Regions from separate parts of the Homo sapiens genome. Here region 2 is linked to region 1. The links are chromatin loops, found by intact Hi-C in ENCODE. Cell type or tissue: GM12878. All regions are shown on one strand. Links, peaks and the distances in the headings refer to the core of each region. The heading gives the core; the rest is flanking DNA.

The links. Peaks named below come from ENCODE experiments on the same cell type or tissue, not always from the same donor. Only the 100,000 strongest peaks of a DNase experiment are listed, where the experiment ranks them.
Region 2: a loop joins it to region 1, with 6 times the contacts of the local background. A loop is called at or near these places in 2 of 110 quality-filtered maps.

The regions. Positions count from the first base shown.
Region 1 is chr21:43,660,856-43,671,366 of GRCh38, forward strand. RRP1B (ribosomal RNA processing 1B) reads left to right here. Exons shown (of 16, transcript NM_015056.3): 2 at 9,029-9,111. Among named protein-coding and RNA genes, the nearest start is that of RRP1B, 6.6 kb to the left of the region's middle. RefSeq lists an enhancer at 2,447-2,506. In GM12878, for the core only: no CTCF peak of the experiment used is centred there; no DNase peak of the experiment used is centred there; H3K4me3 peaks cover 458 bases; H3K27ac peaks cover 652 bases.
Region 2 is chr21:43,915,870-43,926,380 of GRCh38, forward strand. All of the region lies in intron 2 of AGPAT3 (1-acylglycerol-3-phosphate O-acyltransferase 3), which reads left to right. It also overlaps the pseudogene RNU6-859P. Among named protein-coding and RNA genes, the nearest start is that of AGPAT3, 56 kb to the left of the region's middle. RefSeq lists enhancers at 1,369-1,918, 3,743-4,642, 4,643-5,540, 5,679-5,973, 6,315-6,564 and 5 more and a silencer at 2,395-2,444. In GM12878, for the core only: a CTCF peak has its summit at 2,479 (motif pointing left); DNase peaks (open chromatin) are centred at 2,494, 4,602, 5,862, 6,392 and 2 weaker places; H3K4me3 peaks cover 3,080 bases; H3K27ac peaks cover 3,102 bases.

The DNA.
Region 1 (10,511 bases), core at 2,408-10,407:
GGCACTGCTGTTGGATGATTTCATTTACCTGATCCAAAAATACTTTCTATAAACTCTTGAGTGAGCCCATACAATATGAACTACAATGTGTAATAGAGGTTTTAAGATAAAGTTTTATTTAGTTACTGATGGTACTAATACATTTAGAATCTGCTTAAAAGAACAGATATTATCTCCCCCATCACTGACATTCTCAGTTTGTTTTATTTTTAAGAGAAATCACCAGACTACCCAAAAAAAGAAAATACACTTTCCTGGGAAGTCTGATAGAAAAAGGAATAAAGACCAAAATTCCTGACTTTGATTCTGTTAAGAATCTCCCCAAGAGATTTTGTTTAGTCTCACAGTTCCAGGTACCCCATATATGCTGGTGGTTTCTAAACCTAAATTGTTGTCCCAGCCCATTCCTACTTGCAGCTCGGATGTGCCTTGCTAGCCTGGCTTCTCTACCTGGCACCTCACACTCAGGATGCCAAAAAAAGTTCTGTTTTCTTTCCCCGAAATCCTGTTCTCTGCTGCTGCTCCACTGCCACCTGTTTTCTTTTCTTTTGGTTGCTGGTTCCCACCAGCCATTCAGATTCCAGCCGGACACACGGGATTGTCCTGGACTCCTCTGAATTCCTCATCCTCTTCCCCTGGCCCACATCCAGTGGGAGGACCCCCGTCCTCCCTCGTTCACCTCCTGATGACATAAATTCTTGACCGTGGGCTCTTTGTATCTCACCGAAACTTCTGCGCCCGCATATTCCCCAACTGGTCTCCTTAACTTCACTTGTGTCCCCAGGAATCTGTCCTCCACAGACCAGCCCAGGGTCATCTTCCTAAAACAAATCTGATCCCACATCACCAATATTTTTTGAAATTCAGTGTCTGCAAGTCATGATCTGTCCTCAGGTGCTCTTCCTGCCTAAGCCCCGTGTAACTGCTTCATGTTCCGTCAACAGAATCGGTGATGGTTCTTGGTGTACAGCACACAATTTCTCACCTCTCTGCCTTTGCTTCTCCTGTTCACTCTGCAAAGAATCCCACACCTTCTTCACTGCCAGCATTCAGTTCAGTATCACTTCCTTCAAAAAGCCTCGCCTAGCATCTTGCCCTACTCCTCCAGGGTTCTAAAACATCCATTGTGTCTCTGTTGTAGCACTTAGCTACATTGCTTCTTAATTATCAATGTGTCATCCTTCTCCCGAAACACCGTAAGCTTCCATCTGTTTTCTTAGCCAGAAGTGGGAGTACATGCAACCGTAAAAGGTCTTGGCCTGTACAAGAGTGGAAGACCAGAGGCAATACTTACGGTGCTAAGACAGCCTAGACAGAGCCTTTTGCTCAAACCCTTTGGTGAGCCAGCCCAGGATTTGCAAATGCAGAGGTTATGCGGGGGCCTAAGACCAGTTTACACCAGTGCTCCAGAGTCCTGTCTGGTTAGTGCCTATCACACCCAGAGTGACTTGTCTTGTATATCTTGTTCACCACCACATTGCATGGAGTACAGTGGACCTTCAGAAAATAACTCCGCAGCATGAACGTCGTGGACAGTGATAATGGGACAAGAAAACACAAGGTCTCCACCACAGCTATGCCCCATCACAATTACAGCACAAGTTTGGAAATAACTTGGCCTGACATTCGACTCCCGATGACAGGCTCCAACTTTTCTGCATCTTGTCTTAGGCATCATAAAGGAAATGTGAGCTATCACTCTTCCTGAAACATGAGCTGTTCTGCAGCAACATCAATAGATAGCTTTGTCATTTTAAAAATAAATTGGAAATCTTTGTATTGCTTTAAGTAACAGTGTTGCGCTCTTGCTTTAACTGTTCAAGTTGGGTGCTCACAGTCATAAAATGATCACTCTCCATGGCTTTCATCCATAAGAGCTTATTTGTCCCAATTCATTCATTCATTCATATATTTAGCAAACATTTATGGAGTGCCAACTGTGTACTATTATGTACGCTATTCTTGGCACTGGGAATATAGCAGTGAACAAAACAGACCATCCCTGCCTATCTTATCAGTTCTGCAACTTTAAAAATATTGACTAAAATGGGGAGGCATCCCAAAATCAACCCAGTGACAATTTCATTTGTATCATTGCTTTCTTTTTGGCAGCATACAAAATAACAGTACATCTTATGGTTGATGCTATATTAGATTCAGTGTAGATGATGGAGGATATAAGTTTTTTTATAATGATGGGGTTAGGGTTCTCTCTATCCAAGAGTTATAATAAATAGAAGTTGTGGATGTTCTGACACTGGGGTGTGTTCAAGTTTAACACTTTACCCCCATCTAAAATGGCTTCTGGGCTCATTGCGTGGTGAGAGTGGCTGTTGGATTTGCTCATTTCAAAACTTACTAATATTTCACATGTCTACATGTCTCACTTTGATGTTTACCTCGTTTGTTTTGTGTGTTTTTGTTTTTTGAGACAGAGTTTCACTCTTTCACCCAGGCTGAAGTGCAACAGCGCGATCTCTGCTAACTGCAACCTCCACCTTCCAGTTTCAAGCAATTCTCCCGCCTCACCCTCCCGAGTAGCGAGCGCCCACCACCACGCCTGGCTAATTTTTGTGTTTTTAGTAGAGACGGTGTTTCACCATGTTGGCCAGGCTGGTCTTGAGCTCCTGACCTCATGATCCGCCCGCCTAGGCCTCTCAAAGTGCTGGGATTACAGGTGTGAGCCACACCGTGCCCAGCCTTTGTTTTTGTTTTTTTGAGAGACAGAGACTTGCTCTGTCGCCCAGGCTGGAGTGCAGTGGCACAATCTCGGCTCACTGCAACCTCCACCTCCCAGGTTCAAGCGATTATCCTGCCTCAGCTTCCCAAGTAGCTGGGACTACAGGCATGCACCACCATGCCCAGCTAATTTTTGTATTTTTTTAGTAGAGACAGGGTTTCACTCTATGATGGCCAGGCTGGTCTTGAACTCCTGACCTCAGGTGATCTGCCCACCTCGGTCTCCCAAAGTGCTGGGATTACAGAAGTGAGCCACTGTACCTGGCCTACCTCATTCATTTTGAAATAAATAAACCTATATTGTATTGTTGTAAAAACAGTAGTATTAAGTTTAAGAAATTTAGCCCCAAGAAGAAAATAGAGAAGACAAGACTGATGAAACCAAACTGCTTCAGATAATGTACTTTGCCTTTCAGAGCTTTGAAAGTAATTCAGTAATGAGCATTTCTCTCTTTTACTTTGAATACTTCAAAAATTGGTGGCTTGTTTTTATTAGATTCCTAGGTGAACACACACACACAGACATAAATGGAAAATAGATGTTTTAAAAGGGAACAAAATGGGCCGGGCGCAGTGGCTCACGCCTGTAATCCCAACACTTTGGGAAGCCGAGGCGGGTGGATCACCTGAGGTTGGGAGGCTGAGGGAGGAAAATCACCTGAACCCGGGAGGCAGTGAACCAAGATCGCACCATTGCACTGCAGCCTGGGCAACAAGAGTAAAACTCCGTCTCAAAAAAAAAAAAAAAAAGAAAAAGAAAAAAGGGAACAAAATGTAAAATGTATTCCTAGGAATAGAAAGTGAGACAATTATTATTGTAATCTCTCACCAACTCAATAGTGCTTTGTTCTTACAGTGTTTCACACGTCTTGGGCTTGACCCTAACAATAAATCTTTCATATAGTATAGGTGATAGAACTGAGGCCCAAAAGTCAGTTGACAGTTTTCTGATACTGGGCCCCTGTCAGCAGGAAGCTGGGGCCTGAGCCAAGGTTTGTTTCCGTGCTACTCTGTTGCCTCCTAGAAAAGAGACAATCAGAGTATCTTTTCTCATTGTATTAGCCTGTTCTCACGCTGCTAATAAAGACACTCCGGAGACTGGGTAATTTATAAAGGAAATAGGTTTAATGGACTCACAGTTCCACATGGCTGGGGAGGCCTCACAATCATGGCAGACAGCAAAGGAGAAACAAAGCAAAGGCAGGTCATCCATGGCGGCAGGCAAGCGGGTATGTGCAGGAGAGCTCCCCTTTATAAAACCGTTAGATCTCATGAGACTTATTCAGTCTCACGAGAACAGCATGAGAAAAACCCGTCCCCGTGATTCAGTTACCTCCCACTGGGTCCCTCCCACCACGTGGGGATTATTACAATTCAAGGTGAGATTTGGGTGGGGACACAGCCAACCCATATTACTCACCCAGCCCACTTTGCTGCCCACTGTCCAGGGTCTGTTGTCACTCCGTCAGAATCTACTGTTTTCCATTATGAACGCCTCTGTAGCACATCATACTGTGCCTTTGCCTGTTACAGGTGTGGGCTATCCATAGCAGATGCTAGGCAGACCACATTATCACTTACTGTTGGCTTGACCCAATGGTATACTTACAAAACCATCTGGAAATAAATATGCTGTTTTTAAGTGAGAAAGACCAGAATACAGAATATTATGCCATTTAGGTCACACACACAACTGTGCTTTTCTGCACTACCTGTAACTGTTCTGTAAATAAATGCCCAGGAAAGATCTGGAAAGATACACATCAGACAGGTTGCATCAGTCCCTCTGGTTCAGAGCCTGGGATTCAGGAGGCAGGGAGCAAGACAAGCTTGTGATTATATCACTTTGATGGTGGTAAGGTTCTTTGCAATAAACGTGTTTTTATTAGTTAGGACTCTTTCAGTTGCAACTTGACAGAACATCTACGCCATGCTAGTTTTATTTTATTTTATTTATTTGTTTATTTTTTGAGATGGAGTCTTGCTCTGTCGCTCAGGCTGGAGTGCAGTGGTGCGATCTTGGCTCACTGAAACCTCCGCCTCCTGGGTTCCAGCGGAACCCTTGGTGCCATTCTCAGGATTAAATGAGCGCGCACTCCTAGTTCCTGTGGGATCTGACTGTTAAAGAGCCTGGCACCTTCCTCCTCCCTTGCTATGTGACATGACAACTCCCCTTCCCCTCCAGCCAAGATGGGACACTCCCTGAGGTCCTCACCAGAAGCAGATGCTGGAGCCATGCTTGTACAGCCTGCAGAGCCTCGAGCCAAATAAACCTCTTAGCGTCAGGTGTTCCTTTATAGCAGCGCAACAGACTAAGACAGTGATGCAACTGGAAGTGCAGGAGCATTAACCAGCTTAAACCCAAAGAGAGGATTTGAAGGACCCAGGTTACTGCATGGGGTCAGGCTCAGGGCACTCCTTGTCCTTGCTGGGCAGCTACATTGGGATTTCCCTCCAAGGCTCTCCACCTTCAAGCAGGGTGTGGAGGGACTCTGTGGTCTGGGTGGGGCTTACCCCACGTGGAGAGGCGGCGGCTTCTGCCAATTCAGCAGAATTCCCTTGGCCACAGGACAGGTTCAAGAAAAGCCAAGTGACCCTCTGCAGGTAAAAATCTTCTTGCTCAGTCCTTAGGAGTTTCTAGCTCTCTCCTTACTGGACTTGAAGAGAACACACAGTTTGTACCTGCTCCCAGCCACCTTGTAACACAGGTGGAGCCTGTCTGAGAATGGAGACAATCTTTGGGGCAGCAGAGGTTGCAGTGGAGAAAAACAAGGTGCTGGCACCAGCAGTTGAGCTCCTGCACAAAGTTGTGCTTCACTTTCCCCCTTAAAACTAGCATGGCTGCCAGGCCTGGTGGCTCACGCCTGTAATCCCAGCACTATGGGAGGCCAAGGTGGGGGGATCATGTGGTCAAGAGACTGAGACCATCCTGGCCAACATGGCGAAACCCCGTCTCTATTAAAAACTACAAAACTTAGCTGGGTGCGGTGGCAGGTGCGTGTAATCCCAGCTACGTGGGAGGCTGAGGCAGGAGAATCGCTTGAACCTGGGCAGCAGAGGTTGCAGTGAGCCGAGATTGCACCACTGCACTCCAGCCTGGGCGACAGAGTGAAACTGTCTCCAAAAAAAAAAAAAAAAAATCCTTAATAGCATGAAATATCCAATCTGTTTAGTTTTTCTCATCAAATGTTTTTTATGAGCAATCCAAATGAGGACCACCCACTGCATTTGGTTAATATGTCTGCCAAGACGCTCTTAAAATCTAACAGTTCTTACCCATCTTTTTCTGTACAGTTTATTTGTTGGGGACATAGGTCATATGCCTTGTAGAGTTTCACATATTTGGGGTTTGTTGACTGCATCCTGTTGTCTCACTTACCATGTTCCTCTGTCCCCTGTATTTCCTATAAACTAATATTAATAGTTAAGATTTGACACAGTTGGGTGTTTTTTTTTTTGACACTTACTTTTGTAAGAATACTTCATAGGTTGGTGCAGCGTTCTTCCTGTTGGCATCACCTCTGGCATCTGATGCGTGATTATTGCCTGTGCATGTTAATGATCGGTCGGTGGGTTTGGGTGTTGATGGTCTGACACATCCACTTTCAAGTTTCTTAATATCGTTTGTTTGTTTGTTTGTTTGTTTGTTTGAGAGACAGAGTTGCTCTGTTGCCCAGGTTGGAGTGCAGTGGCACGATTATAGCTTACTGCAGCCTCAAATTCCTGGGCTCAGGTCATCCTCCCACTTCAGCCACCTGAGTACTTGGGACTACAGGCACATGCCACCATGCTCTGCCAATTTTTTGGTTTTGTTGTTGGTGTGTGTGTGTGTGTGTTTAAGACAGGGTCTTGCTCTGTCGCCCAAGCTCCATGGAGTACAATGTTGTAGAGATTGGGTTTTGCTGTGTTGCCCAGGCTGGTCTCAAACTCCTGAGCTCAAGTGAGCCGCCACGCCTGGGTGATATCTTTTCATCTAATGTTTTAGCAGCTATTTATGATCCTTGCCCAAAGCCTTCAATTCACTGGGGATATATGTGGTCTTTGAACATGATTAAATATAAGTGCAGGTCACTGTGGCCAAGAAAAAAAAAGTTACTGCAATCATGACCGCAGTTGGCTCAGCTCTAGTGGGGTTTATTACTCATACCATACTTACATTATCCACGTGAGGATCCCCAGGCATGACTTGTTCATAACAAGAGGGCAAGAGAACCAGTTGGTACATCTTCTCTCCAACTGTGAAAGGGAATATACTTTAATAAACTAGTTTTATGTTAGTTCCTGATATCCTGGTTTTACATGGAAAACTATCATAAAAGAATCAAAATGCAGGCCGGGTGTGGTGGCTCATGCCAGTATTCCCAGCACTTTGGGAGGCCGAGGCCAGCAGATCACCTGAGGTCAGGAGTTCCGGACCAGCCTGGCCAACATGGTGAAACCTTGTCTCCACTAAAAATACAAAAAATTAGCCAGGCGTGGTGGCACGCGCCTATAATCCCAGCTACTCTTGAGGCTGAGGCAGGAGAATCGCTTGAACCCAGGAGGCAGAGGTTGCAGTGAGCCTAGATTGTGCCACTGCACTCCAGCCTGGGCAACAGAGCAAGACTCTATCTCAAAAAAAAAAAAAAGAATCAAAATGTACCATTATAAAATTGTTGATGGGAGAAAGACCCTTAGCAAAGTGGAAATCAATACCTGTAAATTAAGGTTAACGCACTCTGAATACACTAAACAAACTTTGGTCCATTAAAAGGTCTTTTTGTCACTTTTTTTTTTTTTTTTAAGAGACGGACTCTCGCTCTGTCGCCCAGGCTGGAGTGCAGTGGCGCAATCTCAGCTCACTGCAAAGTGCAAACTCCACCTCCTGGGTTCACACCATTCTACTGCCTCAGCCTCTGGAGTAGCTGGGACTATAGGCGCCCGCCACCATACCCGGCTAATTTTTTTTGTATTTTTAGTAGAGACGGGGTTTCACTGTGTTAGTGAGGATGGTCTTGATCGTCTGACCCCGTGATCCGCCCACCTCAGCCTCCCAAAGTGCTGAGATTACAGGCATGAGCCACCGCGTCTGGCCCTTTTTGTCACTTTTTAAGCATCTTTTGGAGTATTAAGATCACATTGATTCTAAATATTTGTTTGCATTCATCTAGTTTATAGCACTTTGTTGCTCCAAAAGATTTCTCCTAGGATCTCCTAGTAAAATCCTAATAAAGACCATTTGTAACACACATCAAGACTTGAGGATTCTGTTTGTGTTCTAATTTCATGTATCCATAGGCTCGGAAACTCCAAGACTGTACACCTACCTTATCATTTTGTGATTCTTTATGTCAGTCAGCAAATACTTTATGACACCTGGGGTCTACTCAGGAGATTTAAGGCTGAACGAGACTGGTCACTCAATCATAGATCATGAAGGCAGAGGTAGAGCCCTGAGTAGCTAGAGTCAGAACAAAGCCAACCCTGGTGATGCTGCAGTAAATGATCACCGTTACAGGGAGGGTGATTGACAAAGCCAACCTGGTGATGCCACAGTAAATGATCACCGTTGCAGGGAGGGTGATTGACAAAGCCAACCTGGTGATGCCACAGTAAATGATCACCGTTGCAGGGAGGGTGATTGACAAAGCCAACCTGGTGATGCCACAGTAAATGATCACCGTTACAGGGAGGGTGACTGGGAGGCAGCCACTTTTGACCTTATACTAGGATCCTTAAAAGGTAATTTTTGCAAAAATATTCCAAAGCAGCGTCAGTGTCCCCAGGCCCTTTCCTAGGCCTTTGACTTTCAGATGTACTGTTTGGAGCTCCTGTGTCCTCAGCCTGGCTGGTTTTCTGTTCCTCGGAAGTGGGGCTGCCCGTTGCTGGGGCTTCATATGACTTGAGCAGGTCCCCCGCATCTCTTGTAAGATTTGCAGTTTTACTTCACAAGACCAGCGAAAATGTCAGTGTGCAGGATGGCTGCACGTGGTGGGCGGGGAGGGCGTTGATGAGGAGCCGATTTCATAAGTGGCCACTTTGTTCATGAATTTTGTGTTGTGATGACATTTGCTTCCTCACGCTGAGGCCGGGCCACCACTGCCACCCTACCCTGTAGCTGATAAAGCTGCAGGTACAGTAGTAATTTATTTGTGTTTCTTTTATAACAATAAGGAAATGTTTGCTTCAATTTTTTAAAAAGACGTGCAAACGAAAGAGAATTAAAATGTATGTGATACTTCACCACTTTCTAAACTTGAAGAAAAGAGATGCATAGACTCTAAGATGTTTGTATTGTTTTGCCTTCCAGGAGGTTTCAGTCAGGAAGAACTTCTGAAAATCTGGAAGGGGCTCTTCTACTGCATGTGGGTGCAGGATGAACCCCTTCTACAGGTAACATGCGTTCCCTTTGTCATGCTCCCGGGTTCTTGCTGTGGATGGATAAGAGACTTGATCACTCATGCTGTGCCAGTCCCCCGATACACTGACGCACACTGACAGTCATGCTTCAAGGAGTCATTTTCGTACCTCTTGTCCATACAGAAAGGGATGCAGGGTCAACACAGTTAGGTGAATTGTCTTTTCAAATAAAAGGAAAGATGTGCATTCGTTGTCAATTTACTATTTCTCTGTAAAATTTCATAGGTTCCATGCTAGGTTTTACATTACTTAAAGTTTCTCTCTTCTGGTAAGTTTATTTTTTGTGGTCAAGGATGGCATGACAGGAGCACTAACTAGTCAAGACCCTGTGAAACCCAGGAGAGGGCAGCCGCGTCACTGGGCTTCGGGTTCCATGGAGAGCAGCAGTAGCGCTCAGCGAAAGCCTCCCTGTTAAAGCCGAGTGCGCCTGCGCAGTCACCCAAACGCGCAGCAGGCTCGGTCTCTCTGTGCGGGGCCTGCTGAGCCCGCTAAGCCCACCACCAAAGCCAACACTAAAGATGTGACTTTCACTTTTTAAAAGCTTTGTTCTGACCCATGAAAGTAGATCCGATCTGCCTCTGTAGAGGGAGAGCAGGCTTGTCCAACCCACAGCCACATGTGGCCCAGGATGGCTTTGAATGCAGCCCAACACAAATTCGGAAACTTTCTTAGGACCTTATGAGATTTTTTTTTTTAAGCTCTTCACTATTACTAGTGTTAGTGTATACTGTGTGTGGCCCAAGACAGTTCTTCCAGTGTGACCCAGGGAAGGCAAAAGACTGGACACCCCTGAGGTAGAGGAACCAGCCTTGAGAAGTGCTTGCAAGTCTCTGATGCAGATGACAGGTCCTCAGGGCAAGATTTTACTTTTCTGGGTTTTAATGTGCAGCCTTGCCACTTCTCCCGTGCTGCGTAATAACTTGTTTTAATTTATTTTTATTTTACTGAACATATTTTGAGTAGGAGCAGGGCAAAATATTTTTATATTACATTCAAAAGTAACAACCAACAGCTTTAGTGGAGGAAGAAAACCAATGGACAGAAATCTCATTTTCCCACGAAGGAAAACAGACCGGGTGTGGTGTGAGTCAGACTGATGAGGAGTGTGCTTTTCTCACGGAACCTCAGAAGAGAGGGCGTCTCCCCAGAGTGAGCCTGCTGCACCTCAGCAGGGCATGCTCTCTCAGGGACCCCTTCACCCAGGACAGAGCCCAGAAGGCTGAGTTTACCTTCACATTCCACCTTGTCTCTGAGCAAGCTGTAGGGAGGACTTTCCCATGGCGTGCAGTGAGCATCCCCAGCATCTCACCTCTGTGAGGTCTGCCCTGCTGTCTTTGTGTTTCACATCATTTCTGGGATTATGATGAAGTTTT
Region 2 (10,511 bases), core at 1,624-9,623, 250 kb after region 1:
CTTCATTCATTCTCTTACTGTCTTGCTTTCATTTCTAAAGATGTAAAGTAATCAATGGGTTAAATTTTCCTCTAAAGCACTGCTTTAGTTTTATTAGTATGGTTTCTAAAAATTCTTCAGTTTTTACTTCTATTTTCCCTTTAAGAGGAATATCTAAGAAGATAATGTTTAAATTTCAGTGTAGAAAACCCTGTTTTCTGATTTTGTTACTAATTTCTAGGGAATATTGTTTGTATTTTAATTATTACTTGGTATTGGTTGAAAATTTCTTTGCTGCTTAATATATGGGTGCTGTTTATGAATGTTTCCATGGGATACTGAAAAAAGAAAGGTGTGTTCTCTCTTACCAAGTACAGAATTGCCTCTTTCTCCTTATGCACTGCTTCTTTAATTTTGTTGTTTATATGTCTGACAGCCTTGTGTGCTTATTTCTTGCCCGCGTGTTCTGTCTCGGGTTGGAAGGGACACGCACGTCTCCTGCCTTCACATGCTGAGATGGGTTTCTGTAGCATCCCCAGAATTTCTGCTGAATGAAGTGTGTCGGGTTATTTGGTACGAACATATCGAATGACTATATCTGCTCTAAGAATTTTAGTTTTAGCGTTATATTCCTGATGTCTCATTTATTTCATTTGGCCTGATATTTTATTGTCTAATATCAAGATATTGAACCCTTTTTTTTTTTTTTGCATTTTTCCAGTATATATTTATTTCATGTATTTTTAACTCTGCTGAATTTCTCTGTTTTAGGTCTTTCTCTTCTATCTGCAGAGTTGGGGTTTGTTTTAAGCCAGTGCGAATGTTGTCCTTTTAGTAGGTGATTGGAGGCTTTTTGTATCGGTAGATATGATTGGTGTGTTTGGACCAGGGCTGTGGTCATTTTGTGTATTTTAGGGAGTTGCAGATAAAATACATGCACGTTCGCACACACAGCACAGACGCCTGCATCTTCCCATGCGTGGTTTCTGCTCTTGCCTCTCTGGGTTTTTGTTTCACTTCGGTCGAGTTTTTGGTGGTGTTGAGCGGATAGCCGGGGAAGTTGGAGTCTTGTTTGTGGCCGCCTCGTGCTCGTGTCTGTATCTAAGATCCTCAGGCTGCTCCTTTTTGGGTAAGGTCTGTTGCTTCTCTAGGAACAGTGACGGTGGCAGAGCCCGTGGCCCCTCTCTCCTGTCCCAGAGCCAAGCTGTTTCCTCTCCCCACTCCCGGGCACCCTGCGGGCAAGTGAGGGGGGCCCACTCTGCCCTGGCCTGCCCCACCGCCCCATTTGCTGGGTTGTCCTCAAAGCACACGGTAAGCACCCCCGCCCCCGCCCCCCACACACGTACCGCTGTCAGCCTTCTTGCTCGTCACCTCCATCCAGGGCACATCCGCCCCTCTGGGTGCTGTGAGCCTGTTGCCGGCGCGGTCCCGCTGCTCCTCCTTCTGCTGCCCTGCACTGCCGTGGCACAACCCTCCCTCCGGGTCTCTGCTGAGCCCTCCAGGCGCTCAGGTCTGCCGTCTGGTTGCAGGTGTTTTATAGAGTGCAGCTTTACGCTCCCACTCCAGTCATCTCCACGTTGGTGTCCGTCTGTGTGTCCTCTCTGCCTTTAAGTTCTGCCTCTGTGTGACACAGTTTCACAGTTTCTGTGACCAAAACACAGGTTTAGTCGCTTGCTGCTGGCAGAGTCCAATTAACAAGAGCACGTCGGGTATAAAGAAAGTGACTTTATTCCAAAGCTAGCTTAGGGGAAGAGGTAAAGTGAGGGTACCACTTTGCTTTTGGAGCAGAAAGTGGGAACTTTTAAAGGTGGGGGGATGTGTGGCACACAGGGGAGGAGGCTGGCAGGTGGGGGTCCGCATAACTCGTTTCGCTGCCTTATCTACCGGGTGGTCGAGTTGGCATCTTCCCCGGCAGAACTGTGTTGGGGTGTTGTGGGTATTGTGGGTATTGTGGGGGTTGTGTTGTGGGTGTTGTGGGGGTTGTGGGTGTTGTGTTGTGGGTGTTGTAGGAGTTGTGAGTGTTGTGGGGGTTGTGGGGGTTGTAGGGGTTGCGGGTGTTGTGGGTGTTGTAGGGGGTGTGGGTGTTGTGGGTGTTGTGGGGGTTGTAGGGGGTGTGGGTGTTGGGGGTGTTGTGTTATGGGTGTTGTGGGGGTTGTGGGTGTTGTGGATGTTGGTGTTGTAGGGGTTGTTGGTGTTGTGGGGGTTGTGGGTGTTGGGGTTGTGGGTGTTGTGGGTGTTGTGGGTGTTGTGTTGTGGGTGTTGTGTTATGGGTGTTGTGGGGGTTGTGGGTGTTGGAGTTGTGGGTGTTGTGGGAGTTGTGGGTGTTGTGGGAGTTGTGGGTGTTGGGTTGTGGAGGTTGTGGGTGTTGCGGCGGTTGTGGGTGTTGTGGGTGTTGTAGGTGGCCAGAACTTTCCAGGTGGAGAGAGTTAGTTCATAACAGCACTTTGGGTGTGGATCAATTGTTGTCTCTAGAGGTAGCCACCTGGTGGCTGAGGGTTCCCCTGGAGCTCCTGAGCACATGGTTAGGTGAGCTTGCCCCATCGGCAGTGTCCAGTGAATGGAAGGGAAAAGGGTATAATTGCATTTCTAAAGGGCTATGTAGGAAGTGGGGAACAGGGGGAAATGGAGACAAGAGAAGAGAAGAGATAAAAATAATTTAGAAACAGAAAAATGGGGGACACTTGGTTACATTTTAGCTTTGTGTGTCTCTGTAAATCTAGCAATCTGGCAGACTGCTGGCTTTTTTTTTTTTTTTTGAGACTGACTCTTGCTCTGCCACCCAGGCTGAAGTGCAGTGGTACGATCTTGGCTCACCGCAATCTCCGTCTCCCGGGTTCCAGTGATTCTCCTCCTGAGTAGCTGGAATTACAGGCGTGCGCCACCACGCCCAGCTAATTTTTCTATTTTTAGTAGAGATGGGGTTTCACCATGTTAGCCAGGCTGGTCTTGAACTCCTGGCCTCAAGCCATCTGCATGGCTCAGCCTCCCAAAGTGCTGGGATTACAGGTGTGAGCTACCCCTGCCGGCTGACAGCTAAATTTTTAAATGCTGTTTATACTTGTGATTACTTATGTGTTTAACTTTTTTTTCTTTTTTTGTCTTAACTTTCTACTTTACCATCACCATCGTTATTACTTAACATTCTTTTCCTTCACTTTCCTGCCTGCTCTGAGACTGGGTGAAGTTTGTTTTTATTTCCTGTTTCTCCTACTGCAGAAGTCACACATCTGTCCATCATTTATATTCTTGGAGTGTCGTCCTTAAATGTTAGGATGCATGCTTGATGTCACAAAAGTTTACCGGTGTCTCTATTTTCTTTTTTTTTAAACTTCACTAGTGTGTGGGGTACAGGTGGATTTTGGTTATGCGGACAGGTTCTTTAGTGGCGAATTCTGAGATTTTAGTGCACCTGTCACCCGAGCAGTGGTACACTGGACCCAATATAGAGTCTCTATCCCTCACCCCCTTCCCAATTTCCCTGTCCATTATATCACTCTATGTTTTTGCGTTCTCATAGCTTAGCTCCCACTTATAAGTGAGAACAGTTTTTGGTTTTCCGTTCCTGAGTTTCTTCACTTAGAATAATGGCCTCCAGCTCCATCCAAGTTGCTGTGAGACATTATTTTGTCCCTTTTGATGGCTGAGTAGTATTCCGTGGTGTATATGGACCACGTGTTCTTTATTCACTCTTCGGTCCATGGATGCTTTAGGTTGGTTCTGTATCCTTGCAATTGCAAGTCATCTTGCTGCAAACATGCATATGTCTTTTTCCGCTCATGGCTTCTTTTCCTCTGGTAGATACCCAGGAGTGGGATTGCTGGATCGAATGGTGGATCTACTTTTAGTTCTTTAAGGAATCTCCATGCTGTTTCCACAGTGGTTGTACTAGTTTACATTCCCACCAGCAATGTAGAGGTGTTCCCTGTTCACCACATCCATGCCAGCCAAAAATGTGGAATGCTTCACGAATTTGCATGTCGTCCTTCTGCAGGAGCCACGCTAATCTTCTCTGCCTCGTTCCGGTTTTAGTACACGTACTGCTGACGCAAGCATGGGTGTCTCTGTTTTCTTCCCAAATAGTGTAAAGATCTTGGAGCCGGGACTTTGGTTCCATGGTGTTTTCAAACCGGCTTTCCTCATGTGTGGGTGCCATGCGGGCGTCTGCATCTCCATGCTTGGAGTCCGCGGGGGGTCTCCAGACAGGATCCTGGTTGTCACCTGAAGCTTGGAGAAGGGACAGGAGTGCACTGCAGGCGGGGGTGTGACCACGTCCGCACCCCTCCCAGAGTGCGAGGCTGTGTCTTTTTAGTCCATTTCTTCCCCCACTGCATGCTGGGACACTCATCATGTCTTCAGCCCTGTGTGTGTGTGTGTGAGAGATTGTGAGTGAGTGTGTGTGTGTAAGGGTGTGTGTAAAGCGTGAATGTGTCAGTGTGAGAGTGTGTGTGTGCGTGTGAGTGTTGAATGTGTGTGTGAGTGTGACTCGGCTGAGAGGAGACAGCGCAGCTGGGCAGGTGATGCTTGGTGAGTGTGATAGTGTGATGTAATCAGAAACATACTTTGGTCTCTGGCCCTGGCTCTGGGCACACAGCTCCTACAACCTTTAGTGCTGAGTGTCTTTTTTTTTGCTAATGAGGTGACTGTGGCTGGGGCTCCAGGACAGCCTCCTGGGGGACTGGTTGCCAGGGCAACTGACCATGTAATTAGAGGTTGGGACTCCACCCGTGGACCTCTGGGGAGGGGAGGGAGCCCGCAGAGGTGGAGTGGATCACCAGTGGCCGGTGTTCTGCTCGATCGTGCCTGTGTAATGAAGCCTCCACAGACTCCCTCAAGGACAGCGTTTGGGGGCTTGCAGGCTGCTAAGCACGGGGAGGTTCCCGGAGGGTGGAGCCCTGGGGAGGGTACAGCAGCTCCGAGCTCCCTGCCCCATACCTCACCCTGTGCATCTCTTCATCTGTATCTTTTGTAACATCCTTTATAAAAACCAGTAAATGAGGCCAGGCGCGGTGGCTCACGCCTGTAATCCCAGCACTTTGGGAGGCTGAGGCGGGCAGATCACGAGGTCAGGAGATCAAGACCACGGTGAAACCCCATATCTACTAAAAATACAAAAACTTAGCCGGGCGTGGTGGCGGGCACCTGTAGTTCCAGCTACTCAGCAGGCTGAGGCAGGAGAATGGCGTGAACCCTGGAGGCGGAGCTTGCAGTGAGCCGAGATCGGGCCACTGCATTCCAGCCTGGGCAACAGAGCAAGACTCTGCCTCAAAAAAACAAAACAAGACAAAACAGTAAATGTGTCTCCCTGAGTTCTGTGAGCTGCTCTGGCAAATTAATTGAACCTGAGGGGGAGTCATTGGAAAGCCACCCTGTAGCTGGTCAGTCAGAAGCACTGGACACTCCTGTGCCCTGGACACCCCAGGCCTCGCCCTGTGCTCCTCTCCGCCCAGCTGTCCATCCGGATCCTTCATAACACCCTTTATAATAAACCAGTAGACGGTGTTCCCAGAGTTCTGTGAGCCGTCCTAGCAAATGATCAAACTCAAGGAGGGCACCGTGGGAACCCCAGCTTAGCCGGGTGGTCAGGAGCACAGGTCACAAGCTAGGATCAGCATCCTGACCCGGTGGTCAGGAGCACAGGTCACAAGTGGGGCAGTCTCCAGGGCGAGCCCTGGCGCCATGGGATTTTCTGATGCCGAAATCCCCACCCGTTTTGGTGAGCAGAGCATTCTGTGTTGAGTGTTGAATGTGGGGACAGAAGGAAAGAAGAGTTTGTTTCCTGCGGGTGAGACTCTGGGCTGCACCAGGTGATGAGCAGCCCTGGAGCGCTTGTTAGTTTTGTGGTGCCTTTGAAGTCACTTCGCTGGGTCCGCAATCAAAAGCCGGGGTTGGTGGTGGTTCTTTTGTTAATCAGTAATTAGCTCCACACTGTTGATTCTCTGAGCTCTTTTTTTTTTCCCCCAGGGATAAAGCGTTAATTACTTTTTTAACACGATACTAACCTCCTGACAGCCTCCCACCCCAAGCTGGGTGTCTGGGGACGGCGGGCCTGTCTCCCCCACCAAGGTGTGGGGTGAGTGTGGAGAGGACATTTCACAGCTCCCCGGGGGTCACCATCAGTGTGAGTGTTGGGACATTCTTTTCCTGATTTCTCTGTCTCTCGATGCCATTTTTGTGAAGGTTTAGCAAATACTTGATAGATTGTTGTGAGAATGTGGGCTTCCTTATTTGGGGGAGATTTTTTATAATGGAAAAGGTTTCCTTTTTTGGAAGTCACCTGGGGACGGGGATGAGTCACCCGGGGGCCTTGGTGCATGTGGAGGCCCAGGCTTGTGGGGGAGTCGCACAGAGCACGTGTGTGATGCATTTATCAGGGCCTTTCTCAGCCTGGGGACGAGGAGTGGATGTGACGGAGGAGGCTCCTGTTCTTGTGGGGGTGGCGAGGCGAGGATGGTGAACACATCAGCAAACAGGAAGCGTGGGGGGAAGCGTGCGTGCGAAGGAGTGCAGCCCCCAGGACGCTGGGCCGAGCCAGGCAGGGACCTGCTTCAGTCCTCGAAGGAGGCTGCTGGCTTGTGACCCTCCTTAACCCCACCCTCAAGGCAGGCAGCGAGTGGAGGAGAGTCTCCCTGGGACCCTCCTTAACCCCACCCTCAAGGCAGGCAGCACGTGGAGGAGAGTGTCCCTGTGTCCCTGGAAGAGAGGCCTGCATGGCAGGGGGCACAGAGACTCTGGGCCTGGGTCCCCCCCGGCACAGTCTGTGACCTGTGACCAAAGGCTGAAGTCTGGGCTGGAGCTACCTGCTCTGTGGGAAACAACAGTGTGCTCTGGGCTTCCATGGGGTCTCCCAGCTCAGGGGCTGTGGCTCAGGAGCCATGTGCCAGGCAGGGCACTCCGTCAGTGTAGGGTCTCCCAGCACAGGGGCTGTGGCTCAGGAGCCACGTGCCAGGCAGGTCACTCCGTCAGCATAGGGGCTGCCATGAGGATTGGCTGCATTTTTTCGCTGTGTGATGTGACTGGCTGCCCAGTGGTGGTGGCAGAGCCAGCCTGGGGTCTGGGCATGGGGCGCCTGTCCCCAGCGGGGCGGGCTCTGGGGTGCGAGCGTCTGTTCTGTGTCAGGAGTCCCTGTTTCTTTCTCCCCATGCTCACACGGGGTTTTTAGACTTTGTGAAGGGTGTGCTTCCCAAAGAAAACCAGCTGCAGGTGTCTGTGCTGGCACAAGGAGAACAAACCCAGAGAGCACTGGGTTCTTTCCTAGAGGGGATGGAATCCAGCCAGGCGTGCCATGAGGCTCGCAGCCTCGGGGACCTGTGCTCACCAGCACACCACCAGTGCCCAGGGCTCCTTGTGCTGCAGGAAGGGACACTGGCATGAAGTAGGGGGTGGGGGGAGTCGCTGTCTGGGGGGCACTCCATGTACCTCCAGATTCATGCACTCGGGGACCGGGCAACGCCTCGGGAAGCAGCCTGCGCTGATGTCAGGATCTATAGTTTAATACTCGTTAGTTTGTCCCCTGTGAAAAGGAAAGAAAGATTTTCTCCCTACTGCACTCTCATACTCAACACAGAACACTTCTGCCGTGAGATGCGTGGATGTTTCCCCACAAGCAGTGCTCCAGGGCACCCACCCAGGCGCCCTCCAATTCCATTGAGTTCTGACGCGTCAGATCCCCCAGGGCCAGGGCCCAGTCCCACAAGACTGCCCCACTGTCAGATGCCAATCCCAGGTTGTGATCCATGACCCAACTGGCTGGAAGCTGGGGTTCCCATGATGCCCTCGAGTTTGAACATTTGCCAGGACAGCTCACAGAACTCAGGGAAATACCAGCTGTGTCTGCTGGTTTCTGGTAGAGGGTGTTACGAAGGATCCGATGGACAGCCAGGGGGAAAGGGGTACAGAGTGAGGCCTGGGGGATCCTGGGTACCAGGGCTTCTGTCCCTGGGGAGCTGGGGTGCACGGGCCTCCCAGCATGTGGGTGAGTTCACCACCCTGAAGTCCATTGTACAAGAGTTTTGAGGGAGCCTGGTCTCCAGCCCCTGTCCTTCCTGGAGGACGGCAGGGGGCTGGGGAGTGCTGTCGAGGGCCCCGCAAGTCTCCTGTCACTCAGGTGAGATTGAAAGGCTTGTTAGGAGTAACAGTAGATGCTCCCATCCTGTAGGAAATGTAAGGTGTTTTTTTTGGTTTTTTTTGAGACGGAGTCTCGCTCTGTTGCCCAGGCTGGAGTGCAGTGGCGTGATCTCAGCTCACTGCAAGCTCCACCTCCTGGGTTCACGCCATTCTGTCTCAGCCTCCCGAGTAGCTGGGACTACAGGTGCCCGCCAGCACGCCTGCCTAATTTTTTTGTATTTTTTTTTTTTTTTTAGCAGAGACGGGGTTTCACCGTGTTAGCCAGGATGATCTCAATCTCCTGACCTCGTGACCCGCCCGCCTCGGCCTCCCAAAGTGCTGGGATTACAGGCGTGAGCCATCGCGCCGAGCCAGGAAAATGTAAGGTTTTAAGAACTTTGTACAAGAACCAAATAGAACAAAAGATGCTCCTGTCACCCTTCCCACTCAGGAAATTACAAGGAATTTATGAGCTTTGTGTCAGGAACCAGGGACTAAGACCAATAAATACCTGCTGCTTATCACACAGCTCCCCAGGTCCGCTCCCGTGAGGAGCAGGCTCTGCCTTTGCAAGCACTTTCACGAACAGCAGATCCATCTTCCTCCTGTTAGCAATCAGGCGGTCAGGGTGGCGGCCACTTCCCTGCCATGCCGCAGAGACCCTGACCTCCTCCGACATCATGCTCCGGCCCCGGCTTCTGTCCTAGCTGTGGCTCGCTGGTCTCGAGATGGCTGCCTTGCCCCGGCTGTTTCATCTGCATTCCAGGCAGGAAGGTCGAGAAGGGCACGCCTGGGCTTTTCTTTTGAAGACTCCCCCTGAGCCCCACCCTGCCGCAAGGGGCTTGGGCTGTCACCCTGTGGGCTGAGTCCAGGGCTGCCGTGTTGGAGAGGCGTGTGGGAATGTGCGTTTTGGGATGGCAGCCCGAGCCTCCTACAACTTGGCAGAGTTGTCAGGATTTCAAGCCCCGTGTGTCTTTGACCTTTTACCTGAGCTGTGTGAGAAGAGGCATTTTCTTGTTTCTTTGCGAGTCCTTCCTCACTGCACTTCAGCCAGGGCGCCGACACATGGTCGTTCGACTTCTGGCTTGGCCTCTTTTGTGAGTGTGGGGCCTGGTCATATCCTCTTGGTCAGTGTCTCTGTGATGATGAGAACGGGAAGACGGCCACGGTGCCCACCCTGGCAGGACTCTCTCCCCTCGCTGGCGCTGGCTCAGCTGCCGTGAGCGGCCGTAGGCACTGTCCCGGGCCCTCCTGTGGTTGCTCCCAGCCATGCTGCTGGCTGCTTCTGCCGTCCTGGCTTGCAGAGACTCTGGGTCATGCGGGGAAGAGGGCAGAGTCCTCCTCCCTGCTCAGGCAAGAGAGGATCCAGCAAGATTTCTTCCTCCCCACCCTCCTGCCCCTCCCAGTCTGGGCAGCAGATAAAAGCCAGGGCCCCACACTTCTGCCACCTCCTGCTGCTCACACACTCCAGCCAGGGACCTGCCCCCGGGGTCCAACAAGGTAAGGACAGCGGGGCTGCCCCTGAGCAGAACTCTCTTTCTTCCCTGGCTGACTTTGAGGCACCTGAGTCATTGTGGGTAGACAAAAGGGGGAGGGAGAACGGGAGCTTGGGGTCCTGGTCTCAGACCCCATGCTGTCTCCAAGTCTGTGCCCTCTGGGCTGGACTCTTCCTCAGCCCCAGCCCCAGCGCCTCCAGCTCCGCTCTGTCCCCTCAGGGGGCATTGACCCCTTGTAGCCCCGTGGCTTGTTGCCCCTGCACCCCATAACCCTGTGTTGACTTGGGCACCTGTGACATTCATGCATCTGGCCTGCGCCTGTCTCCAGCGCCCACATTCCCACACAGAGCTCTGTCAGGACGTGCCACAGCAGGACTCCCAAGTCCATTCCACCTTCTCCGTCAGGGCAGGCCAATCCTCGTCTGCTGCAAATGTCCTGGGAGTAACAAACCCAGAGCTGGCCTCTCTGGTGTGGTGGCCGCCGGCGCCATGTAGCTGCCTGCCCAGGAGAAGCGGCGAGGCCCACGTGTGAGGCCCTGAGAGCTGGAAATAGGTACTGGATTTCAGTGTCCGATGGAGAAGTCTGTGATATTTTGGATATGTTGGATTAGGTAAAACACATCGTTAAAGTTAATTCCACTTTTCTCTGTGTTTTACTGTGGCCACTGGAGCATTCAGTGGTACGGTGGCTGCGGCTTGCCTTCTCCCGCTGGGTCAGCACCAGGGTACAGGTCATCTGTAGACTTTTGCCTGAGACACAGACGCCTGCTTGGGACATGGACTCCAGCTCCTCAGCCCTGTCCTCCAGCAGCGGTGAAATCTGGAGTGTTCTTGAGTAACGCACTGGCGCCAAGGGGGTGCTGAGCCTTCGCTCTGCCGTCCTTGGCTGAACAAGCTGTTTCTCTGGGGACCACGTCAGGTAACACGTAGGAC